2 separate regions of the Homo sapiens genome follow, and region 1 is linked to region 2. The links are chromatin loops, found by intact Hi-C in ENCODE. Cell type or tissue: heart left ventricle. All regions are shown on one strand. Links, peaks and the distances in the headings refer to the core of each region. The heading gives the core; the rest is flanking DNA.

Region 1 (2,911 bases), core at 281-2,780, 150 kb after region 2:
GGAAGAGAGGAATCCTCTTCCCACTGGGCAGCCTGGTCCTGGTGCAGACATCCACCTGGAGCTGTGGGGCCTGGAGTGCCTGAGAATGTTCCATTCGGGGCCCAAGAGGCCCGCCCCCCACCACCCCATTATTCGCTGCAGAGCACCTGCTTGGGATGCAGACTGAGATTCAAAACAGTCCCAGAGGAAAAACCTAAAGAGCAAATGTCTGTTCCTCCTACTCCCCTTTGAGAGCCAGGTGGTCCTCCTGGGCTCCCTCCACCCAGGATCATCAGGCCGGCCCTCCCCTGCTCCCTTCACCTGGGATCATCAGGCTGGTCCTTCCCGGCTCCCTCCACCTGGGATCATCAGGCTGGTCCTCCCCGGCTCCCTCCACCTGGGATCATCAGGCTGGTCCTCCCCGGCTCCCTCCACCTGGGATCATCAGGCTGGTCCTCCCCGGCTCCCTCCACCTGGGATCATCAGGCTGGTCCTCCCCGGCTGCCTCCACCTGGGATCATCCCAGGTGTCCCCTTGCTCATGTCACTCACCGGCAGAGCTTATCTGGCCCTGGCAGCTTCCTGCTCTTGTGGCCTTGGAAGGGTTCCTGAGACATCAGGAAGAAAGAGGCCTTAAGGAGCATTGCCTAAGTCTCGGACTGTGGCACCAAAACACCTGATTCCTGTCCGGGCTCTGCCTCTGTATGTGACTTCAGGTGAGTCATTCAACCTCTGGGTGCCCAATTTCCTCATGGGCTTATGTATGTAAGTACTTAGCTCACAGCCCAATGCCCACCACATGGCCCAGTCAGGGGTGGCTGCACAGCCAGGGATGGGCACAGCTGAGTTTAAACCCGGGCCAGGGCTCTTGACAGGATTTGGGGCTGCCTCTTAGCCAGGATGACTTCTCCCTACACCCTATTCCACCCCCCGGGCAGCTCATCTCGGAGCGAGAGGCACCAGTGAGCAAATCCAGAGTCCAGGCTCCACCAGGCTCCCAAGTTCCCCTCCTTCGTCCCCTGCTAAGCTAACCTCTCGCGAGCCCTGGACAGACCTGGTTTCACTTTTTCCCAGGATCTGCTGGTCTGCTAAGACTCCACGACTCTTTTCCTTCCTTGAGTGATTTCACAGACCCATGGGCGCAGCAGGTCGTGGGACATGGGTCCCAAATAGGCACGGTTTGTCTGATTTCAGCCTCTGAGTGGGAACAGCCGATGCAAAGGGATTGTGGAGCCTGGTGGCTCTTACCCCAGGTCTCAGGGACTGATGTCCCCTGAGTCTTTGCATATGCCCTTGCCCTGTGTCACATCCTCCCAAGCTAGAGAAGGTGGGCTCTGCATCAGCCTTCCTGGACCGGCCCCCACCAGGGCAGGAGAACCTACCCCACTCCCGCCTCCATCAGCAAGCCTCCCAGCCGGCTGGGGAACGTGCGCTGACTTTGTAAGTCTCCACCGCTTAACACAGAGTCGTGGGCTCCACCACAGAGGGGTTTTGTTTGGAACTTAAAACACTTGCTCAAATTAATGACCAAAATGTCAGATGTGTCCACAGCTAATTATTCATTAGATGCTTAATTAGTGTGGGATGATCATGACATTTTAATGTTATTAATTTTTATACTGTAATAGGAATTAAATTGTTCTGCTGTCCCGAAGCCTCCTGTTGGAGTCACACTGTGGAATTGGGGGCTGGGAGGAGGAGGGGCCGTGGAGGGCAGCTGGGGCAGCCAGGGAGCTCACCGGCCAGAGCCAGTGCACACACGCCCCTCTGCTGGCTGGGAGAAGCCTCTTCAGAGCTGGATGCTTTGGATGGCTGGGCTGACAGTGGGAACAGCTAAGAAAGAGGCACAGGGTAGACCAGATGGCTCCTTGAGGTTCCTTCCTGCTTAGACATTTCAGGATTTCATGTTCTTCATTTCTCCACCCCAAGACAAGAGGAATGCTAGGGAACTGTCCTGCAAAACCCACACAGAAAAGAGGAAGGGACTGAGGTGGTCACACCCACAAGAGACCACAGAAGGCCAGCAGAATGTCACAGACCTGTTTTCCACTCCCCACAGGCCAGAAGAAGGGGCTCACTGGGAAGAAATGTTGCATATTTTTAGACAAATGGAAGGAAGCCCTGTCTGCCAGCAAAGGGAGTCACACAGGAGACCCTGAGAGGGCTCTTGTTTGTAAAATGGGCATAGCTCTATTGTTATTTCTCATTATGAAAATAATCCATGCCCATGTTTAAAAATCTAATCATTAAAAAAAGGTAGAATGGTAATAAAAATCGTGTGAAATCCCACCTTCCAAAGATAGTAACTCTTCAGATTTTAGTGTCTGAACTTCTGAGCTCTTTCTGGGCAGATATTAGCCACTGCTATCTTGTAATCTACTTTTTTTGCTGACATGAGCATCTTTTCAAGCTGATGGACATAGATCTGCATAATCCTTTCTCGTGGCCACGTTATATTCCATTCTCCAAATACTCCATCACTTATCTAGCCAGTCCGTGAGCGTGGGATGTTTGGATTATTCCTAATTACTCATCATTAATAACCAGGATCCTTCTAATTATCCTTTTCATGTTGGTCTGGTTATACCCTTGGGATAAATCCCTAGAGATGGGATTGCTGGGTCACAGGGGAACCTCACAGGAGAGTTCCACTTCTACCTGCAACCTTGGCCAAGGACTTTAATTTCCCTAAAGCTGTTCCCCAACCTGTGAAATGGGTACACGAATCCTGTTCTGATAATGGCAAGGATTGCAGGACCTGGCACAGAACCTGGCATTTAGTAGGTTCTACTAAATGTTAGCTCCTTTTCTGAGTAGTTGCTGCTAACTCTCCTTTCACAAAGTGCTTTGGTATATATCATCTCTTTAATGTTATGATTCCAAAGGAAGGAAAAAGTAAAACAGATATGAAGTCTCAAGAAGGGTTGGGGAAA
Region 2 (2,911 bases), core at 164-2,663:
TCTTGCACGCTGCTGCAGCTTCAGCACCCACCGTGGTACCTGGCTCGCTGTGGTGTTCCGCACATGTTGTTAAATTTAAATTGTTAAATGATTGGATGAGCCTGACGTGAGATGAGGACCTGCCCAGAGTCATCCAGCTGCTCATCCACAGAGCCTGGGCTGTCCTGCCACGAAGCCCTTGCCAGTCACTATGCCTTCTTGACTTCCCATGGCACCATGACTGTCACACTGCACTGTGGCACAGTGTACCTCCACCTTCCTCCTTCTGCTTCTGTTTTTGGGAGTTCAGTCAAAGCTGACATGTTGCCCAAGACTAGAGGGGAGAGTTTGGAGGCCGGAGAGGATGGCCAGGTCCTGGGTGTGGAGGTTGCTTCCTGCCCCTCCTCCTCCCCCACCACAGGGGCCTGGAGAAGGTAGGGTGGTGTCCTCAGTGAGGATGGTCTGAAGGGGGCCCAGGAGCAGAGGGAGGAGTCATGGTTGGTTGGAAATTAGGACAACCAATGCAGGAAGCTCTCTGTCACAGCTTGCCCATTCTGTAGGTGAGATCCGTGAAGGTCAGGAAGTTGAATAACCTACCTAAGTTTATCTGGCTACTTAGGGGAAGAACAGAGTTCAGACTTGAACTTGAGGTGCCCTAATGAGTGTAAGAGTTTGAGGGGGTCATTCACAAGCATACCCTCGCTTCTGACACTAAGTGTAAATTCAGGGCAGGACCACTCTGTGGTTCCATAATTCACTGAAGGACTCACAGAACTTGCTGAAATCTGTTATGCGTGTGGTTAAGGCTTATCAGAGTGAAAGGACACAGATTAAAATCAGCTGAGGGAAGAGACACATGGGGTAGGGTGCAGACAGGTTCTGGGTGGGGATTCCAGCCATCCTCTATGGGTAAGTTGTGGGACCACTAGCGTCTCCCCACAGCCTGTGTGTCGGTGTCGCCAACCAGGAAGCTCGCTGGGCCTTGGTGCCCAGTCTTTACTGGGGCTCACACATAGACCTGGTTAGCTACCCACATGTCTTCAGCCTCCAGCCCTGCCTAGGACAAGCTGAGGTCATGGGACCCCAAACACACCCCCTTATCACATTGTTAGACTCTCGAGCATGGCCCAAAGCTCCAAAGACACTCTCACCTGATCAGTCCCCTCCTAGGAGCCCAGGGCACAGCCCAGACCTCTCTGTGGGTAAGGTTAATTCTTGATTGAATAGAGTACTATGTAGGAGAGTGTCTAGGAACTAAATTCGGGCTTATTCCCTGATAGACTCTTCTCACCCCGGGTCAAGGTACTTCAGGCCCTTGCCATGGCCCACTGGTGACGTGGGTCCCTGCTGCGGCGTTCAGGCCCCTTGCTTACATCACGGCACTTCTCTCTTTTCCAGACTGACAGCAGCAATCACAGTCACATTCCACAGCCTCTCCAGCACCCAGCCAGCTCTCCGCGGGGGCAGCAGGGACTGGTCCACCCAACAACAGCAGCCATGTCCTCACCTCTTGCTACAGCAGCAACTTTATTTGATTTGATGTATATGAAGAAATAAAACTCAGAAGTCAATTGACTTAAACATGGAACAATGCAGCTTGGTTATTATGGTGTATGCTAAATTTTAATGGCATTTAGAAAGCGTTTTGTGTGGTAGAAAATAGAAGCAAACCCATCAAACCCCAACTATGCTCTGTGTTTTATAGTGCAGAACGTTTTTCTGCTACAATCCAAAGACTTTAAAATGTAATAAGGTACATTTGAACCCAAGGGTTTTAAAATCGATGTAAGAAACGTGCACATCCAGAAATGGAGTAAAATAATCCATTACTGTCCGGGTCGTATTCGAGGGAAGACACACATTCCTGGAAAGGCTTTTAACATTTCATGTTCCACAGACTCTTATTTATTGACACGTATTAGTGTTCAAGGATTAATATATCGCTAAGTGAGAAAGAAAAGTGTGGTTGGGAGGGGTTTTGATAGTCGGCGTTCTTGGGTTTCTTGCTATTTTTGAATGCATTTACTCAGATATATTTAAAATCACATGCCACATAAATGGATATATCAATTGAGAAATAAGGCAAATTTTCCATTCTTACATTTCATTAAAAACACATTCCGACTGTCACATGTCTATATCCCCCTTGTCCTTCCCACCAAACATGATTTTTCAGAGCCCGCCATTATTGCCCTGGGTCCTGGGATATGGCACTTTCTTTTTCTTTCTTTCTTTTTTTTTTTTTTTGAGACGGAGTCTCACTCTGTCGCCCAGGCTGGAGTGCAGTGGCGCGATCTCGGCTCACTGCAAGCTCCACCTCCCAGGTTCACACCATTCTCCTGCCTCAGCCTCCAGAGTAGCTGGGATTACAGGTGCCCACTACCACGCGCAGGTAATTTTTTGTATTTTTAGTAGAGACAGGGTTTCACCGTGTTATCCAGGTTGGTCTCGATCTCCTGACCTTGTGATCCTCCTGCCTCGGCCTCCCAAAATGTTGGGATTACAGGCGTGAGCCACCGTGCCTGGCCTGGATGTGGCACTTTCTAATGCTCTGGGTTTTGTTTGTTTGTTTGTTTGTTTGTTTGTTTGTTTCGAGATGGAGTCCTGCTTTGTCACCCAGGCTGGAGTGCAGTGGCGTATCTCGGCTCACTGCAACCTCCACCTCCTGGGTTCAAGTGATTATCTTGCCTCAGCCTCCTGAGTAGCTGGGATTACAGGCGCCTGCCACCCCGCCTGGCTAATTTTTTTTGCATTTTTAGTAGAGATGGGGTTTCATCATGTTGGCCAGGCTGATCTCAAACTCCTGACCTCAGGTGATCTGCCCGCCTCGGCCTCCCAAAGTGCCGGGATTACAGGCATGAGCCACCATGCCCAGCCACACTCCATGTTTTCTATCGCCCTGTCTGTATTTCAGAGTTTCCTGGCCGTCCTC

The links. Peaks named below come from ENCODE experiments on the same cell type or tissue, not always from the same donor. Only the 100,000 strongest peaks of a DNase experiment are listed, where the experiment ranks them.
Region 1: a loop joins it to region 2, with 3 times the contacts of the local background. A loop is called at or near these places in 6 of 110 quality-filtered maps.

What each region holds. Positions count from the first base shown.
Region 1 is chr1:7,514,720-7,517,630 of GRCh38, forward strand. All of the region lies in intron 6 of CAMTA1 (calmodulin binding transcription activator 1), which reads left to right. Among named protein-coding and RNA genes, the nearest start is that of CAMTA1-AS1, 75 kb to the left of the region's middle. In heart left ventricle, for the core only: a CTCF peak has its summit at 1,742 (motif pointing left); no DNase peak of the experiment used is centred there; H3K27ac peaks cover 87 bases.
Region 2 is chr1:7,368,704-7,371,614 of GRCh38, forward strand. All of the region lies in intron 5 of CAMTA1 (calmodulin binding transcription activator 1), which reads left to right. CAMTA1-IT1 (CAMTA1 intronic transcript 1) reads left to right here. Exons shown (of 1, transcript XR_010947450.1): 1 at 1-1,567. Among named protein-coding and RNA genes, the nearest start is that of CAMTA1-IT1, 5.8 kb to the left of the region's middle. In heart left ventricle, for the core only: no CTCF peak of the experiment used is centred there; a DNase peak (open chromatin) is centred at 1,368; H3K27ac peaks cover 775 bases.